Linked DNA regions of Homo sapiens: region 1 is linked to region 2. Evidence: read pairs that join two places in POLR2A ChIA-PET (ENCODE). Cell type or tissue: PC-9. All regions are shown on one strand. Each heading gives the region's core, and the rest is flanking DNA. Links, peaks and the distances in the headings are about the cores only.

Region 1 (15,160 bases), core at 5,769-9,768, 690 kb after region 2:
CAGAAGAGCTATGGCAAGCCCTCTTTTCAGACAGAAATCCATTCGAGCTATCCCTTAGAGCATGTGGCAGAGCACACTGGAAAGAAACCTGCTGAGTATGCACACACGAAAGAGCAGACCTACCCATGTTATTCAGGAGCATCAGGGCTACACCCAAAGAACCTTCTTCCAAAGTTTCCATCAGACCAGAGCAGTAAGTCAACTGAAACGCCCTCTGAGCAGGTTCTTCAAGAAGATTTTGCCTCGGCAAATGCTGGGTCTTTGCAGTCCCTCCCAGGAACAGTGGTTCCTGTTCGGATCCAGACGCACGTACCATCCTATGGAAGTGTCATGTACACAAGCATTTCTCAGATACTTGGGCAGAATAGCCCTGCCATTGTCATATGCAAAGTCGATGAGAATATGACCCAAAGGACACTGGTCACCAACGCAGCCATGCAAGGGATAGGATTCAACATTGCCCAGGTGCTGGGGCAGCATGCGGGCTTGGAGAAGTACCCCATTTGGAAAGCACCTCAGACTTTGCCCCTCGGCTTAGAATCCTCCATCCCCTTGTGTTTACCTTCCACCTCTGACAGCGTGGCCACCCTGGGAGGTAGCAAGCGAATGCTTTCTCCAGCCAGTAGCTTGGAGCTCTTCATGGAAACCAAGCAGCAGAAAAGGGTCAAAGAAGAAAAGATGTACGGACAGATTGTGGAGGAGCTTAGTGCTGTGGAGCTGACCAACTCAGACATCAAAAAGGACCTCTCCCGCCCCCAGAAACCCCAGCTGGTTCGACAAGGATGTGCTTCTGAGCCAAAAGATGGCTTGCAGTCAGGGTCATCTTCCTTCTCCTCGCTGTCGCCCTCCTCATCTCAAGACTATCCTTCTGTTAGCCCGTCTTCCAGGGAGCCATTCCTGCCCAGCAAGGAGATGCTTTCCGGTTCCCGGGCACCACTTCCGGGGCAGAAGTCCAGTGGGCCTTCTGAAAGCAAAGAATCTTCAGATGAATTAGATATCGATGAGACGGCATCGGACATGAGCATGAGCCCACAGAGTTCTTCATTACCAGCAGGAGATGGTCAGCTGGAAGAGGAAGGGAAGGGCCACAAGCGGCCTGTTGGCATGCTGGTCCGCATGGCCTCTGCCCCCAGCGGGAACGTGGCAGACTCAACTCTTCTTCTCACGGACATGGCAGATTTCCAGCAGATTCTTCAGTTCCCCAGTCTGCGGACAACAACTACTGTGAGTTGGTGCTTCTTGAATTATACAAAACCCAATTATGTGCAACAGGCCACCTTCAAATCCTCGGTTTATGCTTCATGGTGCATTAGTTCCTGTAATCCAAACCCATCAGGATTGAACACCAAGACCACGCTGGCTCTTCTGAGGTCCAAGCAAAAAATCACTGCAGAAATTTATACTCTGGCTGCTATGCATAGGCCTGGAACCGGCAAGCTTACATCATCAAGTGCTTGGAAGCAGTTTACTCAGGTAACAAATACTGTTTTAGGAAGAACTTTGTATTGTGGATTTGATTGCTGAGCAGACTACATAGTGAAGGATATAAGGCCTAAAAAAAAAATACAAGTAAAATGAAGGTCAGTGTGGGGGCGTTTTCAGAAAGTCTGGCCTTACTCAGGAGTGGAAGAAGCCACTGACTGCACTTGGTTCTGAGGTCTCAGGCATGGTCCATTTTCAGAAGAAAAAGCCTACATTTATGCTTTTAAAATTTAAAAATTTGGGTGCCATGAAATCCTACCACTGGGATTAATTCCCATGGGTTATTTTCCTTCTGACCTTTGTGAGTGACCTAGCAGGTCTAATTTTCTCTGGATGTGAGGAATTCAGGGAATTGTGAAGTGGGCCATAGAGCAGGGAATGGAGGCTGAAAGGAAAGACGAAGAAGGAGGACCGAGCTTTGCAAATGCTGCAGGGCTTACTCTCATTGACGAGACATCTGTCTCCTTCAAAACTTATTTTTCCAAGTTGCTGGCTGGTTTATTCCTACAAGAACCATCAATGCCTTCCATGTAAAATTATAAAAATATTAAGGGGAATTTTGAAATTTCTGCTAAATTAATAAGGAGGCAAATAGAGGATTTAAAAATATGTTTTCACTTTTATCAGTTACCATTTTCCCTTCAATAATTTTTGAGACTACTTCCTTAATTAATATAGATTGTTTTCATTGCTACTTCAAAACATAGAATGTGTCTTTTAAGTATTAGCATTGCACAGAGTGCTGAGTGTATATGTGTATCTATATATTTTTATATATAATATATGTACTTATTATATATAGCTGTAACAGAATGTTGAATTTATTCAGTGGAAACTGTCATTCTTATCTGATTTTATCCCTAGTGGTCCTTATTTTATATAACTAGTTCCTGGCCTTTTAGTACAGAATTTAGGCTCATTTTCAGAGATGATGGAAGAGTGGGACATAGGGGCTCCTGTGTCTTGGAGAAAGCATGTGAAATGATTCTCTCTTCTTGTCTTACAGATGAAACCTGATGCGTCCTTTTTATTTGGCAGCAAACTAGAAAGGAAACTAGTGGGAAATATCTTAAAGGAAAGAGGGAAAGGAGATATTCATGGAGATAAAGATATTGGATCCAAACAAACTGAGCCAATCCGAATTAAAATATTTGAAGGAGGGTAAGGAAACAAAGTGCAAATGTAAAATGTGCAGTTATAGGTCAGAGTAAATGGTCCAGAATGTCTGCATGGAAAAGGTACTGTCTAATCTGGTTGAAAGCTGAAAGTAAATTCCTTTTCTATTCACAGTTCTGAACTCTGGCTGGTAATAGATCATAAGTTCATGCCCTTGCCTTTGGGATTTGCTTTGCAAGAAAATGTCCCTAATGGATATCATTCAAGCCTCTTCCTTAAATTTTCACCCCTCTAATTTATTATGAAATCTACTAAATTGGTGGACACTTGATGTCATCTAAGTTTGTTCATTCTTTGATCATTTTATAGGTATTTGTTTTATTGACGGACATATTTTTATTGTATGCTTACAAAAATCAGATCATGCACAATCATGTATAATCTTCAGAACTAGTTAATTTGTTTGTTTGTTTTTCTTATTATCTAAACTAGAGGCTTTAATGGGATTTCACCAGTTCCATCAATATCCTTTTCTGTCCCAGGATCCAAGTCAGGGTACCACATTGCACTCAGTTGTCTTGCCTTTTCAGTCTTCTCTGGTGTATGACACTTTCTCTGTATTTAGGAATTTCTTTTCAAATCTTGAGTCCTGAGTCATAGAAACTCAAGTAATAAGGTTCAAAGACTTTGTTATTTGTATAGTTAAGAAAAATTACACATATGTAATGTCTTGTTTTAGATTTTGATAGAAATGTATCTTTCATCCAGTCACATAGAAGGAAAAGCCTACACTTATGCTTCTAAAATTTAAAAATTTTGAAGCGTGCTAACCACATTTTGGAGATTATGATGTAATTAGCCTTATCTCTACAACAAATCTATTATTTACATATCTTCATGGGCATGACTTTATTCCAATTATATTTGGAGGAAATAATGTTACTTGTTTGACTATAAAATGTGGAATGTTCAGTGAGATGAAATATCCATTTCTCACCTAGCATTACCGGTTTGGAGATGGATTATTCTATTTGGTTGTCCCTTAGGTTTTGCCCTCTTTGGATATCTAGCATTTTCACCACTAAAACCACAATTGTATGTAGTCATGAAGCTTGTCTTGATATTTTTTTGACATCCCCCATCTTTTAACACAAACGAGAGAAATATAGATTTTATCTCTCCTCAGAGACTGAGAGGTCCCTGTGACTGAATCAACCCTCTCACATTCAGCAGCCTTCATAGCAGTGTACTTGCACCAATAGATTAGCGAGAACTCCACAATTACTGTATGCTTTGGGGAGCCCATCTCCACTAACGAAGGACACAAGTGAAAAAGCGTATGTGAACATTTTATTGCTGTGTTTTGGTGATCCAAAAGGATTGTGCCCATATTTCATTTCCTCCTCCTTTAATTGCCCCGTTTTATGGGCTGTGTCCCATTACTTCTTAATCTGTGGCCCAATTTCTGCCCAGTGGTGACCAAGTGTTTTTTCCAAACCTTGTGTTACCTCCTCTTATTTTGGCAATTGCAAAGTGATAGCTAAAAAAATAAAAAGTATTACTGACCAAAATTGTAAGTGTATATTGTCTAACTGATAGGTTTAATAATAAATTCAATAATTTAGTTAAACACAGCTTTGAATGTTTTTCAAAATCCATCAATTACCTTATCAAGTAGATTCATGGGCCTGTAGAACTGTTGTATGATATATTATTTATACCAGTTTCTCTAATACATCATTATATTTTATACAGAATTTTACTGTATTTTCATTCTGGAAGCAAGTTAATCAGCTAAGACATTGAAAATAAAATTATACTGCTTGATGATAAAATGCATTTCCCATCACTATGATGGCAGGCTATAGTAAGCTTGAAGTATCCTTCCTTGAAGAAAATTAGCTTTGTACAAAAGTATTTGTTTTAGTCTATATGTCTTAAGCAATTTCATCTAGTTAGGGGCAGAGAATAGTGAAATTTAAAGGTGAAAGACATTTGCATCTTTAGGGTTTTTTCTACTTTATTGCAAAAGACAAAGATAAAATTCAAAATAATTTTGAAGAACAAGTGGAAGTCAAAATTCCTGGTAAAAGGGGGGAAATTTAAAGGAACGGAAGACATGCAAAATTGATTATTCATAGTTTTGAATAGTTTCTACTTAACTCTCATCTGGATTGGTACTGACCAAAAAGTAGATAACGTTAAGATTAGATGTGAATCCGTAACAGAGTTGCTGTTTAAATATGTGGATGGATTTCCTTTCTTAAAATTATTTCAATAGATTGGATGACTGAAGTTAAACTTGCCTTTATTCCTGTTTGTGGATTAGCTAGGATAAAATGAGGAAGTTTGCAATGCTCTTAGAATGTAAAAAAACTGTAAATTTAGTGCCTTTAACTAAATCCACAGTGGATTAGGGCATTTTGCATGTCAGTTTACCTTTGGAAGTTATGAAAAGAACTCCCCAAATGGAGCGTCTTTCCAAAAATAACATTAGACCCAAAATTCTAGCCTAGCTTTGACTTAAGAGATAATGACAGTCATTGAATTAGTCCGTATACTACTACTATATCTTATGACAAATTATGTTTTATTGTATTCTAAAATGGAATGGTTGAGCATTGGGTAGATTTCTTCCCTTGATTATCAAAGAAAATACCTAAGACTGTTTTTCTAGCCGATTTGATTAAGCAAGATGACCTCAGATATCCTTTCAAACATCTCTATGAAACCCTTCTGGAAACAAATGCAAATTTGATTAAAAATAGAATCTCTAGTTTTCATTATGTAACTACCTTGAAGAAGCTAGTTGAAATTTAGACTCCACATTATTACAGATTCATGGTCTTTGGGAAGAGCAGATCAAATCTGTAGACAACAGTTGGTGAGCTGAGCTCACCCTGTGTAAACTAGAAATTTCTGAGGCACTCTCGTGCCAGGATTGTAAAAATAGAGTAGGAACTTGCAATGAAGAATTCTATTATCAGTTATACTTAATTTAGCAAATTTAGAGGGTTGTATGTTTGTACATGTACATCTTAGATGATGTAATGTTAACAAAAGATACATGATGAACATGTTGGTATGCTTTTTGTATGTCCCTTGATTGGAGGCCATACTAGAATCCAGTCCAAAGGTCTGCAGCTCTTTGAGGTTTACATAAGTCATTTTGAACATCTACTTCCCAACTCTATAAATTCACATGTAATAGTGAAGCCAATTCCATTTTGAATTCCATGGAGCATTACATTTTGTTTACAGTGCCAAATCTATTATCTAGTTCTTTCAGCCATTTACTGCATAAATTTCACAGGCTTCGTAGAAGTAAAGTTGAATAATTGTCTGCAAAAGACCCTCATAAAACTTTGCCGTGCAAATAATTAGCTTTTGCTTTAATATATAGCATGCTAAGAATATTTGAAAACACACTGGATTCCCTCTTTTTAAAACAGGTACAAATCGAATGAAGATTATGTATATGTCAGAGGACGTGGCCGGGGAAAGTACATTTGTGAAGAATGTGGGATTCGCTGTAAGAAGCCAAGCATGCTCAAAAAACACATCCGTACCCATACTGATGTTCGGCCTTATGTATGCAAGTTATGTAACTTTGCCTTCAAAACGAAAGGTACAAGTCTGATTTTTTTGAGAGGAAAAATACTTCTCTATGGCTACTTAGATTTCTGAGTGCTATTTTATAACTAACCTTCATCAACAATAAAGATAGTTTGTTTGTGAAAATATGATTCCACGAAATATATTTTCTCCCTCAAGTAAGTGATCAAAGGATGTATGTGAGACTGTGAGGCTCCTTTTATGACTTAATTAAGAGCAGTAGACATAGGTCCAGGCCAGTTGTCTCCAAAGGAAGTGGCTACAAATTGTCTGGATAGCTATTACTTCATGTTGGAAATGTTATGTGGTCTAGATAATATTTACACCAGTATTGAAATCCTGCACATGCAGTGGTATTAGAGAAGCAAGGCAGCAGCTGGGAAGAAAACATGTGCTCTTGGTCAGTTTCAAGATTATAAATAATGTAGAGACCCACACACTCCCAGGTGGGTGCCTTCATCCACAGTTGCATTAATTATGCATAGAAATTTGATAGCTTGTGTTCCCTGTTTTTATCAGCACAGAGACAATTTCTGATTCTCAGTACATAACTGTTAGTCTTATAAAACTAGGACTTGCCTTAAAATTTTTTTTTAAAATCTGTTTTTAACAGGTAGATTTATGTAAAAATATTTTACTCAAGGAAGTTGCTTCGGTTATATTTTTATTTTTTATAATATTATGAAAATGTTCATAAGTCTGGTAGTCTCAGAATACAAACAGTAGTGAATTAGAGGTTGTTCGACTTTTGCAGAAGTGTGTTTTACCTTAGGTTTAGTGGATACTATAGGCACCCCCTCAACACTTTAAATTTTCATATTGATTAATCTGCTCATTCAAGAAAAAGAAATACCAAGTAAAATTATCTTTGGTAGAGAAATGTATACCTATATTCTTTTATAGCTGAAAATCCTAAATTGCTAGAAGTGTAAATGGGTAGCCTCTCAACATATCTGTTTCTCTTTTATTAAAAAGATCTATGTAATAGAATTGCCTCATTTGAAGCTGAAAAAAGTATGTGTTCATTTGTGTCTCAAAAAATAATCATATGGCCTTTTAAATACCACTCACCTCTGCACAATCAAGCCTTTTATACAGAACTTTACTAAGAGATTCCCTAGGAGATAAGAAAATAAAAACTTTGGTTTCAGGGAATATTGCAATTCAATAGTCATTACGAATGATACATATCTTCACTGGGCATATGAGTTTGCTGCAGGTATAGTTGTGTGAAAAACTGGATGAAGAAATGACACATCTCTAGATATTTTTAAAAATCAAATTAAGTCTGCCTCTGAATCATCATCTCCTGAAGGAAATAATTTATTCTTGGTCATTATTGGAGTTTCCTTGTCACCCTTTGGGAATGTGCAAATGTCTCAGAATCTTAAAATGAGCAAAACATCCTGGGAAACCCTGCCAGTTTTCACCTCCGACTGAAATGCCTGTTGTCCAAACCCACATTGTCGTCTGAGCACAGATGGAACGCCCTTGCATGACCAATCCCTTCTCCTTGTCTGTGCCACTTCTTCAGGGGCCTCCCCCGCCACTCTCCTTCCCTCTCCTTGTCCTTATACATTACTTCTGCAGCTCATGACTTTAACAAACTAAAGCCATGGTAGAATTGTTTCAGATCCAGATTTCTAGCTACAGACCTATTCTGAAGATGGGAGTCTAAAGCCTGACTATCCTTGGAATGGAGAGAAAAATGTAGGAGAAAGAAACACATACTAAAATCTAAATAAACTATCCCGATATGCTTAGCATCTATACCTATACACATCCATAGCGTACTTGCACTCTGGCACAAGTGATGATTTTTATTAATTTGTAGATACATTTCATTAATTTTCTAGATTTAAGCATTCTTGATATGTCTATAACATTTTTGGGCTCTTTAAAAAATGGTAGATATAAGTTTTGATAAATAGGAGGAGTGGGGGCCTGGAAATATTTCTGTTTGGAATTATTCAAAACAGCATGTAAAATTTATAAGTATATAAGCAATAAGTAAATAATAAAGCAATATGAGTAAAATAATAAACAACAGTGTCCCAGTTTTAACTGTGGCTCATATATTACATGAACAGCAAGCTGAACACCCCTACCAGAGGAATAAACTGTGCTAGCAGGCTGAGTTTCCACGGAGATTTCACAGAGCCTTCTCTTAAAGTATTTGTTGGTACATTGCTAAAGCGTTGTCAAGGGCACAGATAACATTATGGCTATTTTCACTGAAGTGATGTAAAGGCGCCTTACAACTGAATTAGTTCCTGAATCTCTTTTGATAAGTTATATGGCATATAATTTATATGTATGTGTGTGTGTGTGTGTGTGTGTGTGTGTGTGTGTGTGTGTGCATTCTTCTGTAGATCCTGGGTCAACGAGGATTGGAACAATGTTTTCAAAATTTCTCACATTTCATAAAGCAGTTATACAAATTATATATATAATTTATATCCACACATGTATATACACATATAATTGTATATGCCATTATCATTATAACATATTCAGCATGAAACCTTTCTTTTTTGTTAGTGTGATAGGAGCCTGAAGATAAGTAAAGAGGGAATGTTGCTGCTCCAGAATTTTAGGAATTGCTGTCATAACTTTTGCTAACATATGCCAGACAGATAGATGCTAAATACTGGGAATAATGCTCCCTATGAGTAGTTAGCTAATTATTTGTATGGATCTTTCAGAGCACTGACAAGGTTGGCCCTCACATTAGTTTGTATGTATTTTTCTTCTGAATGGTGAAGATCCTTGGAGGTTACTCTGTACCTGATCAGTCACAGAAGGTCAGGGGCCCAGTGGGTGTGTTGAGAATATTTCATTCTGAAGTATCTCTGAGGTGTGTGGCCAGATTGCGTTTCCTGTTTCTGTGGAGTCCCAGGAGGCTGGTGTATTTGGGTAGATATGAGGTCCCTTCTCAGGCAGAAAAGCCTGGGATTTCTAGTCTTGCTTTGAGCCTACTCTTGAAAAGATGTGAGCCTGGACTTCCACATATCTTCTAGAATAAAGAATATCTGAGATTGGGCCAAAGCTCTCAGGGATTGATATCTTCAAAGACCAGATTATTCTTCTTAAGGTTGAAACAAGGGGTAGTGGGTAGAAACAAATCTGTGTTACATGATGAATTTAATAAAATTAGTTCATTTCACATTGAATTTGGAGCAGCTATCAGCAGTTATTAATTTGATAACCAATTAATTTCTCTCTTTTTTTTGCTACATTTTCAAGGAAACCTAACGAAGCATATGAAATCTAAAGCACACATGAAAAAATGCCTGGAATTGGGAGTCTCAATGACATCGGTGGATGATACAGAAACTGAGGAAGCAGGTGTGTATGTCATAAATGAGTTGACAGACCTCTTCATTATGCACAGTGGAGCTCTGTGGCTGAGGTAGTAAAATAAGTTTAGATATTTTTAAAAAGTGATCACTTTTCATTTTATTAAATACTAAATATAGAAAATAAAACTGACACATTGAATTGCTTGAAATCTACTGAGAAGAAATGCATTTCAGTTTTGACTCCGAGGGCAAAAAAGGCCTTACTTTGAAAATACTTATATTTAGAGCCTTCTATGAAGGGAATAGAATTGCACTTGCTTTGTGATAGCAAATTAGATTTTATGAGGCTTTTTGGGGAATTTGAAAAGCATTTTAATGTATTATTATTCAAGTTAAGAAGAAACCCAGTAGGAAAACAAATAAACTAGCAAACAAACATCATTAAGGTTGGCCAGACCTCCTGAGTTACATCACTTAGACATACGTTTGTACCTGAGCTTGCAGAGACAGGTTGTTGCCTTTCTTTCTCCTCTAGCATCATAATTAACATTATCCATGCTCATTTGTTGAGGGTTTTCTGTGAGTGGGATGATGTCTGAGATATAAAGTCCTACTATGGAATCTTTCTTGTAAGTTGGGGATGAAAACAAATAGATATACAAGAAGATAGAATGAACGCAGGGTCACACAGGTAAGTGCCTCATTTTATAGGAGTTCTCAGACATAACTATCTGTGGGCACTAGGGATTGGGAAAAGCGTTTAGAAAGAAATGAGGCTTAAATAAGATCCTAACCTTGATATTTGGATCTTGATCTCCATTATCTTTGTTTAATTGTTTCAGAAAATTTGGAAGATTTGCACAAAGCAGCAGAGAAGCATAGCATGTCCAGCATTTCAACTGATCATCAGTTCTCCGATGCTGAGGAATCAGATGGTGAGGATGGAGATGATAATGATGATGATGATGAAGATGAAGATGACTTTGACGACCAGGGAGATTTAACACCAAAAACAAGATCAAGAAGCACCAGTCCTCAGCCTCCTAGATTCTCCTCCTTGCCTGTGAATGTTGGCGCCGTACCCCACGGGGTTCCTTCAGATAGTTCCCTGGGACATTCTTCGTTGATCAGCTATTTGGTTACTTTGCCAAGTATTCGAGTTACTCAGCTTATGACACCCAGTGATTCATGTGAAGATACCCAGATGACAGAATACCAGAGGCTATTCCAGAGCAAAAGTACGGACTCAGAACCAGACAAAGACAGATTGGACATACCTAGTTGTATGGATGAGGAGTGCATGCTACCTTCAGAGCCAAGCTCCTCTCCCAGGGACTTCTCACCCTCAAGCCACCATTCCTCTCCAGGATATGATTCTTCACCCTGTCGAGATAATTCACCAAAGAGGTATCTGATACCCAAAGGAGATTTATCTCCCAGGAGACATTTATCACCTAGGAGAGATCTGTCACCCATGAGACATCTTTCACCAAGAAAGGAAGCTGCATTGAGAAGAGAGATGTCCCAAAGAGATGTTTCACCAAGAAGGCATTTGTCTCCAAGGAGGCCAGTGTCTCCTGGGAAAGATATCACAGCAAGAAGAGACCTCTCTCCTAGAAGAGAGAGAAGATACATGACCACAATAAGAGCGCCATCTCCCAGAAGGGCTTTATACCATAACCCACCATTGTCCATGGGACAGTATTTGCAAGCAGAGCCAATTGTATTGGGGCCTCCTGTAAGTATAATCCACTTTTCTTTCTAATACATAAGTGGAAGCACATTGGTCCTCCTGATAATGCACTGGTGTGAAGTTTAGTAGAACATGGGTATCTGTCATGGGTGGAGTGAATCTGGCTAATGAAAATAGCGGGGAGACATTTTTGTCATATGCTATTGTCAGTAACATGGCTGTGGCATTACCTAAAGTGTAGTATTGCATCAGAGCAGCAGTGCATTCCCAGTGGGAACAGGTGAGGCCTTTCTGAAGGCTTTCTAAACTTAACTAATGATAGACGTAAGCTGAAGCCTTTTTGTAAGTAAAAAAGATGAACCTTTAGAATGCCATGACTGCATGGACATACACTCACAGGGACATTTAGGCATCACTTATATAACTCATCACCAGGTAAGGATTCTGATTCAGCTGTTAACCTTGACTTTCCAAAACTTTTATTTTTAAAATTTTTATTTTATTTATTTTTTTTGAGACAGGGTCTCACTCTTTCACCCAGGCTGGAGTGCAGTGGCACGACTTTGGCTCACTACAACCTCCGCCTCCCAGGTTGAAGCGATTCTCCCATCTCAGCCTCCCGAGAAGCTGGGACTACAGGCGTGTATCACCACACCTGGCTAATTTTTGTATTTATTGGTAGAGGCAGGGTTTCACCATGTTGGCCAGGCTGGTCTCGAACTCCTGAACTCAAGTGATCTGCCTGCCTCGGCCTCCCAAAGTGCTAGGATTACAGACATGAGCCACTGCGCCTGGCCTCAAAAACTCCTTTTTTTAATAAACTCTACCTTGCCCATCATGAGGGGACATGTGAAACTGGTCAGGGCCAGGGAGAGGAGAGAATGACACACTCGGCATGTTTATAAATCAAAGACATGAGCCTGTCTGCTTTTCTTGCCATTACTACTATCAAGTGCACTTGCTCAGTGGAAGCGTGGGCCCAAGGAGAACGGGAAATCAGGAGAGCTAAGTGAGAATGTGCAGAGATTTCTATGATATGCCTTCATTATAAGTGAAGATAACAGTAACCACCATGGATTACATTTAAGCAGTAGGTTTAATACAAATTCATATAAAAGCACCTGTCCTGCCTAATTCCACGGCTCAGTAGACTGTGATGTCTCTTTCAGTTTGTGTAGGATTTTAAAAAATGAATAAAGCATGCACTTAGCATAGACAGAGGCATGATACCTTTGGAATCTGTCTGCCTTGAATGTGTTTTGATTTCCTGGTTTCTACTCTTTGTTGTACTCCCTTGCTCCGGATCTCTGTGTCAAGTGCATCAGCACCATCCTTCACAGCCAGAGGAGACACTGCCAGCTCCCAGCTCTGTTTTATCACTGCCCTGGCAGCCAATTTTCTCCCTCTCATCACCTTCCACCACCCTGAATCCTGAGCTCAGCCTGTCATTTTTTCACTTTAGGAAAGCTGCTGCATTCCTGTCCCCATCCCCAGCACCATCTTTTCACAAGTCTGGTACCAACTTCATCTTGATGAAGCAATTCCTGCAGAAACATATATAGCAATTGGGATGTTGTTTACCAAGCTAACAAATTAGCAAGCTAATAAGAAAAAGAGATACATTTCCACAGGTTTTGGTGCCTTAGCAAAAGTAGGAAAGAGGGATCTTCTGCAGTTTATGCCATTGCAGCATGAATAGAGAACTGTAAATCTCCTGGATCATGGGATACCAAGTCTGGGATGACACATGCTTTCTCTGGTATACACGCAGTGATGCTGGCAGAGTGTGTTAGATGAGCCTCTCCCTGCCATCCCTGCAGCTTGTGTTCTAGCATTGGCCAGGTGGATTGAGAGTGTGGCATTTGTGAAACAGTGGTGCATGTTCAGTCAACTGCAAACATGCGATTCTTCAGTCAGAAAAAGTAAGCCTTTATCGCAAACATGCTGTGGTTGTAAAAATTTATAGCAACCCACAGTCAAGTTAGGCAAAGGAATTGGAAGAGTGGACTAAGGGAGTTCATCTGATTTTTAGATACATGCCCAGAAAGTTAGAGAGAGATGAGTTTTAGTAGTCACTGAGTTTGTACAAGTTTTTTTGATGTGTTTTTGTTTTGTTTCATTTTTTTTTAAATATCTGATCATGGGTATTATTATTATTTTGAGATGGAGTCTCGCTCTGTCGCCAGGCTGGAGTGCAGTGGCACGACCTTGGCTTACTGCAACCTCCACCTCCTGGGTTCAAGCAATTCTCTGCTTCAGCCTCCCAAGCAGCTGGGCCTATAGGCACGTGCCACCACACCCAGCTAATTTTTGTATTTTTAGTAGAAACATGGTTTCACCATGTTGGCCAGGATGGTCTCGATTTCTTGACCTCATGATCCGCCTGCCTCGGCCTCCCAAAGTGCTGGGATTACAGGTGTGAGCCATCGCACCTGGCTGATCATGGTTATATTTCATAGTGTTATTAAACTTTATCATTTATGATGCTTTTGGCCTGTTACCCAGTTTAATTCTCTTTAGAGGATGTATAGCCTGCTGCATTGTTCACATGGTATGAGGGAACAGATCTGGGAATCCTCCCTGATGTAGGGACAGTTCGTCCCAAGCACTGCCCACTTTATGCTTTCTCACACCACAGGACACTGACTGTGGTGTGAAGGGACCTTACAGCCCAGTCATATTCTGCCTGCGTTTGGAGTAATGGTGATCATAGCCAACACAGGTTGGGAAGAAATGAATGAATTCAAATGCAGATTGTGTTAAGTGTATGTGCATATATATGTATGCACACATATACACATATGTACAAATGTACCTACACAGACATCTATATATACATCTATATACCAGTTCTATTACCCCACTCATCTCTTCAACAGTGTGGCAGTAAGGAGCTCTAGACACAAATGATGAGAAGGAGGTAGAAGTGCTCCAGTGCCCCTGTTAGTTTTAATTTTAAGACAGATGGATGGACGGATAGATAGATAGATAGATAGATAGATAGATAGATAGATAGATAAGGTATCTTTTATCCATTTATTCAGTATCTACTGAATTTTTGAGGGTCTACTACGCATGGTTCGAGGTTGAGGATGAAATAATATTATGGCTGTGGCCTTATCTTTTTTTTTTTGATAAATAAATTTCCTTTTCCATTTTAAAGCTTTTGTAGATAGGTAGCAGGAAGAGAAACAAAGGTGTGTCCAGGCCCTCAGTATGTAGTGTAGATGAAGATTGTGTCTAGGGAAACAGTCAACATTCATTCCTATCCCTTGTTATCTGTGTGATCTTGGGCGAGTCACTTAACCTCTTGACCACAGTTTTTTAATTTGTTTCTGGCAGCCAGGGAGGTGGCCCATGCAGATTTTTGTTCCTGAAAGAACGTGCCATTCAGCTGTAAGGAATGTAGTGGGCAGACAAGCCTCCTGCTGGCATGTCAGCACCTTCAGGACAGGACTGTTTTGAAGCCAAAGCCATGCTCTCCCTGCAGCCCCAGCCAGTGACTGAGCACAAATGGGTCACTTCTCCTTCTCTGCTCCCTGCTGCCCCCAAGGAGGCTCTTGCTCTTCTACCTCCCTCTCATCATTTGCATCTAGAGGTCCCTACTGCCATACTGTTGAAGAGATGCGTAGGGTAATAGATCTGGTACATGGCGTATAGATGTGTATATAGATATCTGTGTATGTACATTTGTACATATGTGTATATGTGTCTATACATACATATGCACTTAACATAATCTACATTTGAATTCACTATTTGTTTTTCCACGACAAAATTTTCTTACTGAGATTTAAGTAAGATGGAAGTTTGTCCACCACATTTATAAGGCCCAAATTACAAAACAATAGGATTGCAAATGGAGTAAAAACCAAAGTAGAGAAAACTTATTGGGAGTTTCTTTGGAGGATGAAGAAGGGGTGAATGAGAGGAGAGAGGATGTGTAGAAATG
Region 2 (15,700 bases), core at 3,994-7,993:
CATCATGGAAACGTGTGACCCCTATCTTTTGCTGGAGGAGCATACATAATTGACAACCCCATCTGCCACTGCTCTGGATCCATCACCATGTTTGCACTGCTCCCAGCCAATGACACTGCTTGTATGGGCACAGTAAAGCAGGCCCATTTCTGCAGGTCTCCTCTACCAGAAACTTTGGCTTGCAGACTCTTCATGGTCTCCCAATGCTTTCTTAGAACTGTGCTGTAGTCTGAGACTCTTCTTGCCTAATCTTTCTTCCTTCCTTGTCTTTTTCCCTTCACAAATGTCAGACCTGCACTGTGGCCTAAATGCTTCGCTTGCCTTCTTCTGCCTCCCTTCCCCTTTATCCTTTACAGGCATTTCTACTAGTAGATCTCTTGTACATCTAATCCCATCCTAGCATCTGCTTCCCAGGGGACCCAAACTGACACAAGGGTCCATGTCAAACTGCGATGTATTTTAAGACCCCAGCAGCTACATTTTACTTTTTTTTTTTTTTTTTTTTGAGACAGAGTTTCACTCTTGTTGCCCAGGCTGGAGTGCAATGGTGTGATGTCAGCTCACCGCAACCTCCACCTAACAGGTTCAAGTGATTCTCCTGCCTCAGCCTCCCAAGTAGTTGGGATTACAGGCATGCAACACCACGCCCGGCTAATTTTGTATTTTTAGTGGAGATGGGGTTTCTCCACGTTGGTCAGGCTGGTCTCAAATTCCTAACCTCAGGTGATCCACCAGCCTCGGCCTCCCAAAGTGCTGGGATTACAGGCGTGAGCCACCATGCCTGGCCCATTTTATTATTTTTTGAAAATTCAAATAATAAGCAGAAATGGACCATTCCCTAAAAATTCATTAAAATGTCCTAGGCAGTGGCAATATATTGAATGCTAAATGTAAATTTAAAAAGTTATCATTTACCAAGTATTTATCATACATCAAGCACTGTATAGGCATTATCTCATCACGGCCTCACAAAACATTTATGAAGTGGCTTTTATAATGTTCATTTTACTCTCAGAATTGTCATTATGTATAGTATTTATGATTACTATTCGCTTTGCAGAATGAAGGTATTTTTCTGAGTATTACTACTTCAAATATTAAAAATCATACTCCAATTGTAATTTTGGATGTGCCTCTTACCCTTCTTAATCTCAGCCTCAAGTAAAATGAGGTAAGTAAACTAATAATAAAGGCCTTTAACTCTAAAAAATTTCTAATTTTAAAATTAAATAAGGAGAATGTACCTTTATAAATTGTTTCTAAATTAATTGTTCTTGAAAGAATGTTAGAGAAATGAGTAAGCTTTAAACAATAGAAAAGAAAAACAGGCTTTGCATGGATTTGAGAACTAATTCTTCAGTTATGCCAGTTAGGACACACTGTTCTCTTCAAATATGGGCAGGTTGATTTTGTGATGGCATTCTCCCAGGACTATGTTTCTAGCTCTGGAGGTTAAATTATTGCCATTAATTAACATTGCCTGAGTGTATACTATTGTGGACGACTCACAGGTCTATAGTTGCCTACTGTAAATTTAATAAACTTAATGACTCTTTCCTATGGCCCACAGGCCCGATGGGATCAAGCCTACTTCTGCAGCCTTGTTTCCTATCACTGCCATTGTTCATTCTGCTCTAGCTACATGGCCTTTTTGCTGTGTCCTGAGAGTACCAAGCTTGTTCCCGCCTCAGGCATTTCACATGGCTCCCTCCATTGTAACATTTGGTTTCTGCTCAAATGTTACCTCAAAGAAACCTGACTCTACTGATCCCCTGTCTTAAAGAACGTTCCAGCCCTCACATGGCTTTATGTTCCATATGGCAGCCATCACTGCCTAAAGTTACTTATTTGTTGTTTATCATCTTTTCCTCTCCCTAGAATATAAACTCCAAAGGTCAGGGGCTTTTTGTTGTTGTTGTTCACTTCCTGCTTCCCCAGGCCTGGATACAAGTATTTGCTAAATGAATAAATAAAATGAATGAACTGATTTTTAAAATTCACATTAAAATGATGTAATTCAGTTAAATCATTCAAACACTTGCTAGATTTACCATCTTTTCTTTGCCTTTTCCTCTAAATTTGATCCCGGTGATATGCAAATTAATACAACCGTCAAACAACTTTACACATGTATAAATATTTCTCTGTCTTACCTGTCATATTGCAAGTCCTCTGGTTACTTTCAAAATGATATTGTCGTCGTGCTTGGGCAATGTATTCTGCAGCCTCCCTTTCCTGTATTTCTCTGATTTTCTTCTGTCCATATTTCCCCAGAATATATACTCCTACAATCATTAAAAAAGTACTATATTCATTAGAGTACCAAAAATTCTACACAGTATTTTTAACCTACTTTATGCAATTATAAGTTTTATATTAGTGGATAGCTAAAATTACATTTTTAAAACCTAAATAAAGAATTTTGTAAGATTGGCCCAAAGAAAAGGAAATTAGCATTTTTACAGCCAATGACAGAGGAAATGATGGGCACATAAGGACCAGGTTTGAGGAAGGGAAAGGAATTAAATCTAAAAAGTCTGGCAGTGCCTTTACTAGTAGACTAGAGATATTCTACATGTCCAGCAATGGAGAATTGTTTAAATAAATGATAGTCTAGCCATACAACGAAATCTTATGTAGTTATTAAAAACCACATTGCTAAATAATGACTCAAGGAAATATCCATGTTATACTGTTAGGTGATAAAATAAGATCCCAGAAATGTTACTTTTTTTAATGGAAACAGATACAAAAAATAGGTGAGTTTTAATTTCTAAAATATAACAAACAATGATCATTGCTGAATGGTGGGATAACAGGTCATTTTGTCCTCTATATTTTCTTCAATGAACACAAAATGCTTTTTAAAACTATAAGATAAAAATTTTAAAAGGAACAATGAAAGAAAGGTAGTTAGTCAGGCAGAAGTCTATTTATCCATCCATGTGTTAGAAAAATCTCTTTGAGATAAGGAGAGAAAATACAACTCTCTCATCTAAAAATTAGTAACTTAACTGGAAAAAAAAGAGGGAAGAGGGTACAGAAACTCCTAAATTCTAACACCACAGGATAAGAATATAGGTGGTGTCATGTGGCCTGTGATTTAACAGATTTCAGCATAGGCAGTATGATATATATGTGTACATTTTAGTCTATATCTGAGGGGCAGTCAGTTTTCCTAGCTGGGAATGTGAACATTCCAGAGTGGTTAGTTAGCCACACTTGATCAAAAGCCACATTCCAAAGCTTAAGCTCTTCAACTAGCTTTTATCACTGATTTAGCACCAAATATTTTTGATTAGCATAATGATTATCAGGAATGGATTTTCATAGATTAATGGTTTTCAAGATACTGGACTAGCTAAAACATTTTAGTAATATTCATATGAACTAGAATATACAAATCAAGCAAGTCCTTCACCTTTGCCTGGGATCCTTAGCCGCTAGTTCAAAGGATTCTTAGTCAACTGAGTTAACCAGGTAGCCAACCAAATCCTACAGCTAGAATATTGTTGCATTTTCTTCAGGTAAATCTTTTATAAGCAGTTCTGCGGTAGCATGAAACAAGGGCAGAACACTGGGACTTCAATAAGCTTACAGAACAGGTTGTGTTACTTTTAATCTCTGTTTGCCAGTAGATGTTTTTAAGTGTGCCAGAACTTGGTTTCATTATAACCTGAGAGCAAGGCTGTAAGGAATTAACTAATGCTCACCTACCTCCCACTGTCTGTGACCCCCAGTATCTACTAAACATAACCTAAGAATTGTGCATGACCTAAGTAATTAGATTTGGTCTGTCACAGGTAGAAAGTGGGTAGCCCTCTAGCAACTGCAAAACAAATACATATCCTGAATTATTTTCACTAATACAGGTGCTATAGGTGAACTGATAAGATATTACATATTCTTAAAAATAGTAGTTCAGTAAAAGGGTATGTGCTAAAAACAATTAGAACTACAGTATGATTGCTGTTGCTATGTTTATATGCAATTAATGTATTATAACCAAGCTTAAAGAAGAAATGAGAGTTCATATAAGTGGCTACATGGCTACCTTTCCTGTACTCCATTCTAAAGAAACTGATGATAGTGCTACAATACCAACAAAGGAAACTGACTTACATTTCACAAAGTTACTCTATGACAGGCAATTCTGACATAATAGATCTGAAGGAATTGTTTGTATCTTATTTGCACAACAGCTTACTGAAAGTTACATGTAAAATGATTATTTCTCAAATTATACTGTAAAATCAACACTAAGATGACACTTTTTGCACAGCTAAGAATTTTTTTCTTTAACAATAGTAAATTTGATTGGTGTGTTTCTCTGGGGAGAAGGTCCACTGCTTTAATCAGAGTCTCAACAAATCTGATGATTTTTTTTAGGAACTGCTATTTAACACATTTCAGCATAGGCAGTATGATATAAGTGTGTACATTTGGTCTATATCTGAGGGGAAGTCAGTTTTCCTGAGTGCGAAATTTTCCTGAACGTGAAATCAGAATGTGAACATTACAGAGTAGTTAGTTAGCCACACTTTGATATTCTAACTAAACTAAAAAAGAAAATGAATTGCCATGGGAGCCCCAACACCTCAGAATGTGACCTTATTTGGAAATAGAATCTTTACAGTGGTAATCAAGTTAAAATGAGGTCATTAGGGTGGGTCCTAATTCAATAAGACTTGTCCTTATAAAAGGAAACTTGGACATCGACAATTGCAGAGGGAAGACAAAGCAAAAACAGAGGAGATGCCTATCTATGAGCCATGGTGAGAGGGTTGGAATAGATCTTTCCCTTACACTCTGCAGAAGGAACCAATCCTGATCTTAGACTTCTAAATTTCAGGATTGTAAGATAATACATTTCTGCTGCTTAAGCCGCCCATTTTGTGGTACTTGGAAATCAGGCTAAAATCACACAATCCATTATTTTTCTTGATTTTAGCACTGAACTAAGTTCTTATACAAGGTCTAATTCATCCAGGCTCATAAATTCTGATTTTGTCAGATTTGTTCCCTTAGAAAAATAAGAATGAGGACAGGTAATTCATTAGCTAAAACATGGAGCTCATGACTATCTATATACTCGACTGGCAGCCTAGCCTGGAAAACAGGAGATATTGACGGCTCTGGTATCAAGTAGTTATGTGACTTTTGAGAAAGTCCCTTCCTCCCTCTGTGTCTAAATTTCTTCATCCTCAATATGAAAGACTGGGATTATATGAGCTTTAATGTTTCTTTTGTAGCTATGACTTTATGTATTAACAATGAAAATATTTACTAAATACCTTAAAAAATAAATGTCAAATGCTTTGAGTTTTCCATTAATAACATTACTAGAAAATAAGACTTCTAGTCTTTCCACAATTCAGTTGTTTTAAAACCATCTCTTAGTCTTCTCTTTCTGGATGAAAATCCCTACAATGCAACTATTTCACAAGGTTAATAATTTCAAAAAAAGTTTGAAAATAACCTATTGTTCCCAATCCAACAGATCACAAAATCCTACTACAGTATTCTGATTCTATTTCAGACACATTTTCTAAATCTTGCCAATTATCTACAACTTCTTTATCACTGTCACCACTTAGACTCTAAAAATTAATGCTCTTGAACTGGTTCAATAGGTCCCTAACTCTTCACTTTCTGGTCACACACCTGTTTAACCTATCTTATATATGCAAAGTGATTTTCTAAAACATAAATCTCATATCACTCATGTTTTTAGAATCCTTCAACATCTTGCCATCATTTCTTAATGTGGTTTCCCTGTTCCACTTACATTAGAATCACTTGGGACAATTAAAAATGTAGCCTTTAAAGACACTCCTTGAAAATACCCCTAAATGGGCAGGGCGCGGTGGCTCATGCCTGTAATCCCAGCACTTTGGGAGGCCGAGGTGGGCGGATCACGAGGTCAGGAAATCGAGACCATCCTAGCTAACATGGTGAAACCCCGTCTCTACTAAAAATACAAAAAAAAAAAAAAAAAAAAAAAAAAAAATTAGCCGGGCGTGGTGGCGGGCGCCTGCAGTCCCAGCTACTCAAGAGGCTGAGGCAGGAGAATGGCGTGAACCCAGGAGGCGGAGCTTGCCGTGAGCCGAGATCGAGCCACTGCACTCGAGCCTGGGCGACAGAGCAAGACTCCGTCTCAAAAGAAAAGAAAAGAAAAGAAAAGAAAAGAAAAGAAAATACCCCCAAATGTCTTATCTTGCATGATGCTGCATCCCCAGTACATAAACTCTGACTGGGACTCAGAACGCAATAAATATTTGCTGAATTAAGGAATTCTTGAACTGCACTCTAAACCTAAAGAATCAGAATCTGGAATAAAGGATCCTATGTTTTATTAAGCTCCCTAAGTGATTTTTTTATCCATAGTAAACTCTAGCAAGCACCAATACAAAGGATAATGTCCAAATTATGTAGAATGGCTTCATAAGGCCCTTCACAATCTGTACTCTAGCTACTTTTCCAAGTTAATCTTTTGCCACTTCTCATTTGCATAGCCATAGTGAAATACAGTTTCATTCATAAAAAGCAATGTTGCTGAACCTCTTGAATTGCTCTTTTTCCTTCTGTGTCCTTTCTCCTTTGCTAGCTCTACAACTTAAGCAGAAATTCTTCCTTATGGAGCTTTGCCTGACATCTTCACACTTTCTTCTCATCAATGCTCCCACAACACCCTGCTCTATTTTTGTACTATACTATCATACTACTTTTATTTCCATTTCTGTACCATGAGTTCAAAGTCAGGATCTGTCTTATTCCTTTGTATTTCCAGAGTAAAGTACAGTGAGATCAGTCACTTACTCTCATTCAAATGTTTGTTCAATGACAGAATGAATGAATGAATGAATAAAAAATGTGAAGCCAGAGATTACAGGATTTAAGGTATAAATCCAAGTCAATGTTCTGAGGTTTTCAGAAACCAGTAAGTCAATAAATATCAATCTGGTTGCTCTCTGTTCTCCAAAACTTTTTCCAGTGCAATGGTTCTCAAAGTGTGGCATGGGCACCCCTGGGGTCTTTAAGACCATTTCAGGGAGTCTATAAAATCAAAACTGTTTTCGTAATAATACTAAAATGTTATTTGCCTTTTTCATTCTCATTCTCTCATGCGTATACAGTGGAGTAATTGAGAGGTTACATGATGTGTGATACCACAACTGACAGAATATAGAAAGAGATGAGAATCCAGCTTTCTTCAATTAAGCCAAACATTAAAAAGATTTGCAAAATGTAAAACAATGACACTCATTAATTTTTTGAAAATGTTATGTATGTTAATATGTAATAGGTTTATTATTTTAAAATGAATTAATATTTTAAAAAATTTCATTTTAATTTTGAATATCATAACTATTAATAGATATAAAATTTAGAAAGCTTTTGAGGGTCCTTAATTTTTCAGAGTGTAAAGGAGACCTTAGATCAAAAAGTTTGGGAGTCAATTCTCTAGTCTTTTCACAAACTGGTCAAATTATGCCAGGCTCAGTGGCTCATGCCTGTAATTCCAGCACTTTAGGAGGCTGAGGCAGGACGATTGCTTGAGGCCAGGAGTTCAAGACCAGTCTGAGCAATGTAGTGAGACCCCTGTCTCTACAAAATAATTAAAAATTAGCCAAGCATGATGGTGCACACCTGTGGTCCTAGCTACTTGGGAGGCTGAGGTGAGAGGATCGCATGAGTGAGGAAAGTGTGAAGATGTCAGGCAAATCTTCATAAGGAAGCCTTTCTACTTGCCTTACATTGTAAAGCTAGCAAAGGAGAAAACAAGGCTGCAGTGAGCTACGATCACACCATTGTATTCTAGCGTGGGTAACAGAGCAAGATCCTGTCTGAAAAACAAAAAAACAAAAAAACACAAAACCCGAACACACCCAAACCCCCCAAACTGGTCAAATTATACAAACGCGTAAACCAATTAGTTACCCACCCAAAATCTGAGGAAACAGAAATTGTTACTTAAGAAGGCCTGCTACTCAAGGTTTTACTTACTTACTTCCCCCACTATTGAATGCCCAAACTTCTCTGCGCATGCCTGTTGATATACTACCCAGCTTTCAAGCCTGTCAAAATGTGTCTCTTCTTCCATGAAATTCTTCCTGATTTTTCACAACTGCATATGCTACTTGCCAGTGTGATCTGTACAGCATTTTTTCACCTCTCTTGTTTTTCTGTATCTTAATTACATGTATACTTGCTTTTCCTTCCTATCAGACTATAAAGGCCATGAAAGCACAGTGATATAATATGGAAATAGAATGTGCTTTGTGGTCCAACACACCTGGGTTTGAATTCCAGTTCCCCTTCACTAATTCTGAGACCTGAGGCAAGTTTCTTAAATTCTTAGGGTTCTTGCTGCCACATTTTTGAATGGGGATAATAATAATTGTCTTCTTGTCATTCTGCTTAAATAGGAAGAGCTTAGCACAATGCCCAGCGTAAAGTGGGCACCCAATAAATAGTAGCTGTTACTATTAAAAATATATAAATCTTGTATTTCCATTTATATTACCTTCAGCATTACAGGCACTTGATAGGTATTTCTTAAGTTAGACTAATTAAAATCTAACACACTGTAGAACTTTCTCCCTGAAGCAGAAAGAACATGAGACTCAAACAAATGCCAACCACGGTCATCTACTCTTCCTTTCTTTTCAGACTGACTCCTTTTTTGATATAAAACACTAGGATTATTTTCTCTTTCTGGCCGTCTGAACTTTTCTATTTTTTGCATTCCTCTTATTCTGTAACTATAAAGCTCTTGTTAGTTTTTTAAAAAAATTATAAGTTTAAGTATACTCTTTTGCTTCCCCTGTGATTATTTCTAATCTACTACAAAGTTGTTCCATAAGCTGAAGGAGTATTCCTTCTGAGATCGCTAAAGAGATAATTTTCCTTCCTTCAGTAAACGCAAAAATACTTTATTTGTATTTCTTCAATCACACATATATTTTTAGCTTTTATAAATAAAATGGACTCTGTAGTCTTAGGATAATTTAAATATACATTAGATACTAGCGACTGAAGATATCAGAAAATACCTTTTATATATAAAGGATTTCTCGAAGGTGTTCAAAATTTACATATGCTTATTATTGATGTGTGATAGACCTCAGAGACATGCAAAACACCATCCTTGGCTCAGCAACAAGAACTCTGTTTCAAACTTTCAAGCATCACCAAAATCTGAACTATTGATGCTAAAGGTATTAATTGCAAATTGTTTGGGGAGAACAGAATACAATCTAATACGTACTGTTAATTTCAAATTGTTTGGGGAGAACAGAATACAATCTAATACTAAGAGAAAAGCCAACCAAATTCTTTGGGAAACTCTGTTCTTGATTTTAAGTACTTTTGTAAACATAGCATGTAATAAGTGATGAGACTATTTCTCAAAAACTCAAGTTCTAACAAATTTCCTCTTTTATAGTTCCTAGATGTCCTTTTCATATAATTCACAAAACTTTTATTCCCTCCTTCAAATCCCTGAATATTATCACATGAGCATTGTATGAGGGAAAAGCGTCTCAAGATTTTTATCTTATCTGTTTCTAAATCTCCTCTGGGCCTGTGCAACTCAGTTATGTCAGCTAGATTACAATGATCCCAACCTTGAAGATCCTGAGGAAGATTGCACAACATCCCTCAAGCATTTTTCTTACTGCCATAGTTTGTATTCTAAAATGGCAGAAACAGAGCTAAAATATTGATTTGTTTTTCTTTATCTAATCCATATCTTTCAGTCCTTTAGGACAACTGCGCTGTTTTCAAAAATTCAAATCGACTTTAACCACCACCCGAAGTGCAGCCTATAGGTAACTTCCCTAGATTATTATTAAACTCCTGAGAAGGGTGAGAGCCAAAGTATCAAGAGTGCCAAGGAGAAATGCAGAATCTCACAGGAAAGCAGAATTTTTTTTAAAAAGTTCCTGTAAGAGAATGGTGCCTTGAAACAGAAACTTAAACTGTGATGAGTTCTCCAAAGGTCCGTGAGAAAAAAGGATAGGTGAGAAACAGAGTTAAGAGTCGGTGACAGGGCAAAGGGCACAGAGGCATTTCTCAACTGCAGAGATGGGAGAACCCTGGAGGTTGGCCACCTCCCTTTTCATCCCATGGTTGATCGAACTCCCTCTACATATCCCAGACTAGGATCGCCCGGCCTGTCCTTATTTTAGAAGAAGTCACCTCTCCCACCCCCTTCTCCCAATGCCCCCTTTCAAGCACGTTGTCACCCACCTCCAAGGACCGTGCCCAGGAAGATGCATTTCTTTTTGTGGCGTTTCAGAAAATTCCATACAGACCTCAGCATCTTTAGGCCCTAGGGGTGTGGGCTGACTAGGGGTGAGGGACTGCTTCACCAGGAAACTGTTTCTTCGTCACCTGGCCCAGATGACCCAGCAAGAGCGCCGTCGTCCCGTTCTGTGCTCTCCCGAAATCACAAACGTGACTTTCCGCAGAGACTGTCACCGGAGCGGCAAGGGGGCGTGGACTACAGCAAAGCAGCTACGCTTTCTGCCGCTGCCGCCGCGCAGCCGCCGCCGCTCACTGGTCCGACAAGCCCAGGTCCGTTCAGAAATAGCTCCCGAGTGCCTTTTCATTAGACTACCCCCGGAAACGGGGTCCCGGGCCCGCCGCGTTCCGCTGCCCGCGCTCCTCCTCTGCCGCGGGCTCTGTAGCTGAGTGGTGGCTGGGTATGGAGGCGAAGGCGGCACCCAAGCCAGCTGCAAGCGGCGCGTGCTCGGTGTCGGCAGAGGAGACCGAAAAGTGGATGGAGGAGGCGATGCACATGGTGAGGAGCCCGGGAGGTAGATGCTGCGGGGTGGGACCTTTCTCCAGCCCTCAACCCGACCCCGGCATTTGAGCAAACGTTCTTTCTCGTCACCATAATTTTTATGGCAGTCAGATGTTCTGGGTGAACAACTGGCTTTACTGCCTCGAAACTTTCTGTAGCCCATTCTCACAGTGGCTCTGGGCGAAGGAAGGGGAGGAAATACACAAATTATTTGTTTCATTGCGGTGGAGTATGCTGCAGACTTAACATTCTGTCGCCGGCTGGCACGTGCTGCCTCCCTTTCCTTTCTGTGGTCACACACTCTCCAATCTACAAAGTCACATTATTTGAGGTTTTGGCCCTTGGAACATGTCCAGCAGAAGGAAGGAAACTGAGAACGTTTCTGGTAGAGAGCAGTATGGAAACAAGTCCCTGTACAATCGGCGTCTCGCATTCATTCATTATTTCCTCTGCCCTTTTACTTCCTTCCCTCACTCCCTTCAGGACTGCGAAATAAAGGGGGCTTTCAACAGAATGCTGTGTGCTAGCGAGCTTCTTAACTGGGAAAAAAAGTTTGTTTGTAAATATATGTATTTACATTTTAATAACTACATACAGCCACGTGCCACACAATGACCTGTCGGTAAAGGTCGTTATCCTGGAGCATTAAATCTACTCACCTTAGCCCTATTGTCCCATCCAAGTACTAACCAGGCCTGACCCTGCTTAGCTTCCGAGATCGGGGGACATTCAGGGTGGTATGGAGGTAGACAACCCTAGTTTCTATGTAGACTTCTGGGCTAAACACTTTCGCTACCTTTTAGGTTGACCCTGGGCTAGCACATGTAAATACATTTACATACGTTTACAAACAAACTTTTATCCCAGTTAAGAAGCTCGCTAGCACTTTTCAGCTCCATTATAATCTTATAGGACCACATATACAGCGGTGGTGCTATAGGATTATAATGAAGCTGAAAAGTTCCTGTTGCCCAGTGACATGTAGCCCTCCTAACAAGTACTTTTTTTCCTTTAAGACCTTGAAGAAACTTGTATATGCTAAAACCCAAGAAGCAGCTGCCTCCTTAATCCTGTGTAGGAGGACGTAAACTATGGAATCACATCCCTAGGTGTTTATAATACAATTAAGAGACAAAAAATGTCAAAGCCAGAGAGGTCTAGAAATTCTTTGAAAACATCTACATGTTTAAAAAGATACAAAGTAGCATGGCCAGATGCAGTGGCTCATGCCTGTAATCCCAAAACTTTGGAAGGCAGAAGCAAGAGGATCTCTTGATCTCAAAAGTTGAAGAACAGCCTGGGCAACTTAGCCAGACCCCGTCACTACTAAATAAAAATTTAAAAATTAGTAGGGCATGGTGGCATGTGCCTGTAGTCCCAACTACTCAGGAGGCTGAGGAAGGTGGATTGCTTGAGCCTTGGGAGATTGAGGTCGCAGTGAGCCGTGTCTGTGCCACTGTACTCCAACCTGGGAGACAGAGCCAGACCCTGTCTCAAAAAAGAAAAAGATACAAAGTAAAGGAAATACAAAGAAGGAAAATATTTGCGACATATATAAAAGGACAGGTTTAATAACCGTAGCATATAATTTATATAAAATCTAAGTACTTTCCGACGTAAAAGGAAAGATGTATACCCTAATACTGAAAAAGGTCAAAGGCTATGAATATATTTCTTTTTAAAATTTCTTTTTATTTTTAGAAGATTTTTTTTTGGTTTAGACAGGGTCTCTCTGTGTTGCCCGAGCTGGTCTTGAACTCCTGGGCCCGGGCAGTTGTCCCACCTCAGCCTCCCAAAGTGCTGGGATTACAGGTGTGAGTTACCACACCTCACCTGAACATGATATTTCTAAAAGAAGTGACGAGTGAGTAGCCAGCAAATAAATGAATACACAATTTCACTATTAATGAAATTCAAATTAAAATGATACACAATTTTTTACCTGTTAAATTGGCAAAAGTGAAAGCAATTTTAATGCTTGGTGATAATAAGGGTGTGCATGTTTGAGGTGTTTGTTGGTTGGGAGGAGCTGAATTTAGAAAACCCTTTTTTTTTGTATGTAACATGTATATTACAGTTTTTATTTAATATGCTGATAAAGTTAACTCTAGTTAAGCCAAAGTTGAAAGTTTTAAGTTTAATTTACTTTTTTTAAATTATTATACTTTAAGTTCTAGGGTACATGTGCACAATGTGCAGGTTTGTTACATATGTATACATGTGCCATGTTGGTGTGCTGCACCCATTAACTCGTCATTTACATTAGGTATATCTCCTAATGCTATCCCTCCCCTCTCCCCCCAACCCCATGACAGGCCCCGGTGTGTGATGTTCCCCACCCTGTGTCCAAGTGTTCTCATTGTTCAATTCCCATCTATGAGTGAGAACATGCGGTGTTTGGTTTTCTGTCCTTGTGATAGTTTGCTCAGAATGATGGTTAACAGCTTCATCCATGTCCCTACAAATGAAAAGGATGAACTCATCCTTTTTTATGGCTGCATAGTATTCCATGGTGTATATGAGCCACATTTGCTTAATCCAGTCTATAATTGATGGACATTTGGGTTGAGTTCCAAGTCTTTGCTATTGTGAATAGTGCCTCAATAAACATTCTTGTGCATGTGTCTTTATAGCAGCATGATTTATAATCCTTTGGGTATATGCTCAGTAATGGGATGGCTGGGTCAAATGGCATTTCTAGTTTTAGATCCTTGAGGAATCGCCACACTGTCTTCCACAATGGTTGAACTAGTTTACAGTCCCACCAACAGTGTAAAAGCGTAGAACACCCTTTTATTAGGACAATTTGGCTAGGCAGATATAAAAGGCCTTAAAAGTGAGCTTATCCTTTGATCCAGTAATGCCCTTTTTTTTTTTCCCAAAGTGAAAATATTTTAATGTTTTCTTTTTCTGGTTATGTAAATAATTCATGGTCATAAAAAATTCAAACTATAAAAAAGGGTTAACAAATTATGTAAAAATTACCTAAAAGTCCTACTATTAGAGATAATACTATTAGTATTTTGGGAGCATCCTTCCATATCTCTCTGTCCATATGTAAACAGCCATATGTACTTTTGCATAAATGGAATTATATGTTCTCTTTTTGATTATCAGCAGTTTTTTTTGGTAGTCTTAATATATTAGTCACTCCTCCCTACCTCATGGTATTTCTGTTGCTATGGAGTGACTACCTAAAATGGGACAAAGGATGTATGTGCTTTGAAATTATATAGATATTCCTGTATTGCCTTCTAAAACCATAATGCCTAATATCGTAGCCACTAACCACATGTGTCTATTTAAGTTTAAATTAATTAAGGTGAAATAAAATAAAATCTAGCTCCTCAGTTGTATTAGCCACATTTCAAGTAGTCAGCACCCACATATAACCACTGGCTACCGTATTGGACAGTACAGATCAAAGGACATTTCCATCACTACAAAAGGATCTGTTGGATAGCATATAAGGTTATCAACTTTACTGCTTTTTAATAAAACCATTATTTTTCATGGCAGGTTTCTTTCTGAGAGCTAAGCATAGCATCATCATAGGTTATCATTTTAATCATCATAACATGTTCAGCATAACATTCTAAAGATAGGCTTGGAAAAAAGAAGTATGACTAAGTAATAGTGTTGCACTCTTGGTGTGTTCCAGATACTATGCTATGCACAGTGTTTTCATGTGGGCCATGTTATAAGCCCCACAGAAGCCCTATCAGGTGAGTATTATTATGGTCCTCATTTTCAGATGGGATATTGAAGCTGAGAAAGTTCAGTAACTTCCCCAAAGTTAGAGAGCTGGGAAGGATGGGGCTGTGATTTGAGGCCTGTCATCTGCTGTTAAATACTGGCCTGGCCTGCCTCTCGGTGTTAGGTAGCTCACTGCTTGCCAACATATCCTCTGCTCTCTTTCTTCCTTTTCAGTTTCTTTACCTGAATACTGTGTATCTACTGTGTAATTTAATTGAACATTTAGATTTTTTTCTTCTGTGAATTGCCGAGGCATATACTTTCCCCAATTTTGTAATAGTTTGATTTAAAAAATCGCACTGTAGGAGCTCTTTGTATTTTACAGCTGTTTCTAGGAATAAATCACAAAGAAGCAATATAAATATTTATATAGAGAAGTTCTTTACTTGTTTATAATAGTGAAGAATTTGAATCACTTAAATGTCAAATAATAGGAGACTAGTTGGTTGAATCAGATATGTTCATAAGGAGAAATACTGTACAACCTTTACAAAATCATGTGATGAAAAAATATTACCCAATATAGGGAAAGGTTAACAATACATTTCTAAATGAAAAGGGCAGACTGCTGAACTGTATATACAGTGTAAATCTATTTGACTTTTTAAAAACTGTAAATATGTGTATGCAGGGCATAGGAAAAAACAGAAAAAACCCCCGTTGCTTCAGAATAACAGGGATTATATTTTGGGGTATTGGGATTCTTAGTGGGTTTTTTTTTTTTGATACATGAGGTTTTTTTTTTTTAATCGCTAAGTTCTCCACCTTGAACACATCTTACTTTATAATTAGGAAAAAAGAAAGATTGACTAACTATCTATACATATGTGTATAGAAAAAATGTTGCAAGTTTTCTAGAAAAAAGTCAATTGTATTTTTTTATAGTGTGCATTTTTGGGGCAATTGATATTAATATAACATTATGCTAGGCTCTGAGGGAAATTCGAAAAGAAAGCAAACACCACAGACACCATTTCAACAAATGTGGTATGATTAAGTTTTTGCTATGTGTTAGACCTTGTGCTGGGTGCATAGGCTGCAGAGGTGAGCAAGAGAAGCTTCGTAGTGCCTGGATCTAGTGCTTGCCTTCCAGGAACATACTGTTTAATTGATGAAATTAAGTCAGGCACAGAT

The links. Peaks named below come from ENCODE experiments on the same cell type or tissue, not always from the same donor. Only the 100,000 strongest peaks of a DNase experiment are listed, where the experiment ranks them.
Region 1: POLR2A ChIA-PET joins it to region 2 with 5 read pairs; 2 of 35 experiments call an interaction of 5 or more read pairs at or near these places.

What each region holds. Positions count from the first base shown.
Region 1 is chr6:142,755,865-142,771,024 of GRCh38, reverse strand. It overlaps HIVEP2 (HIVEP zinc finger 2), which reads left to right. Exons shown (of 10, transcript NM_006734.4): 5 at 1-1,473; 6 at 2,489-2,643; 7 at 6,051-6,226; 8 at 9,460-9,561; 9 at 10,358-11,253. Among named protein-coding and RNA genes, the nearest start is that of HIVEP2, 180 kb to the left of the region's middle. RefSeq lists an enhancer at 9,131-9,180. In PC-9, for the core only: no CTCF peak of the experiment used is centred there; a DNase peak (open chromatin) is centred at 7,654; H3K27ac peaks cover 959 bases.
Region 2 is chr6:143,445,670-143,461,369 of GRCh38, reverse strand. PEX3 (peroxisomal biogenesis factor 3) reads right to left here and starts at 10,565. Exons shown (of 12, transcript NM_003630.3): 1 at 10,255-10,565; 2 at 2,154-2,285. The coding sequence starts at 10,327. It overlaps ADAT2 (adenosine deaminase tRNA specific 2), which reads left to right and starts at 10,675. Exons shown (of 6, transcript NM_182503.3): 1 at 10,675-10,807. The coding sequence starts at 10,712. It also overlaps the pseudogene RNA5SP221. RefSeq lists enhancers at 10,725-10,884, 10,687-11,669 and silencers at 11,425-11,504, 11,565-11,644. In PC-9, for the core only: no CTCF peak of the experiment used is centred there; no DNase peak of the experiment used is centred there; H3K4me3 peaks cover 71 bases; H3K27ac peaks cover 582 bases.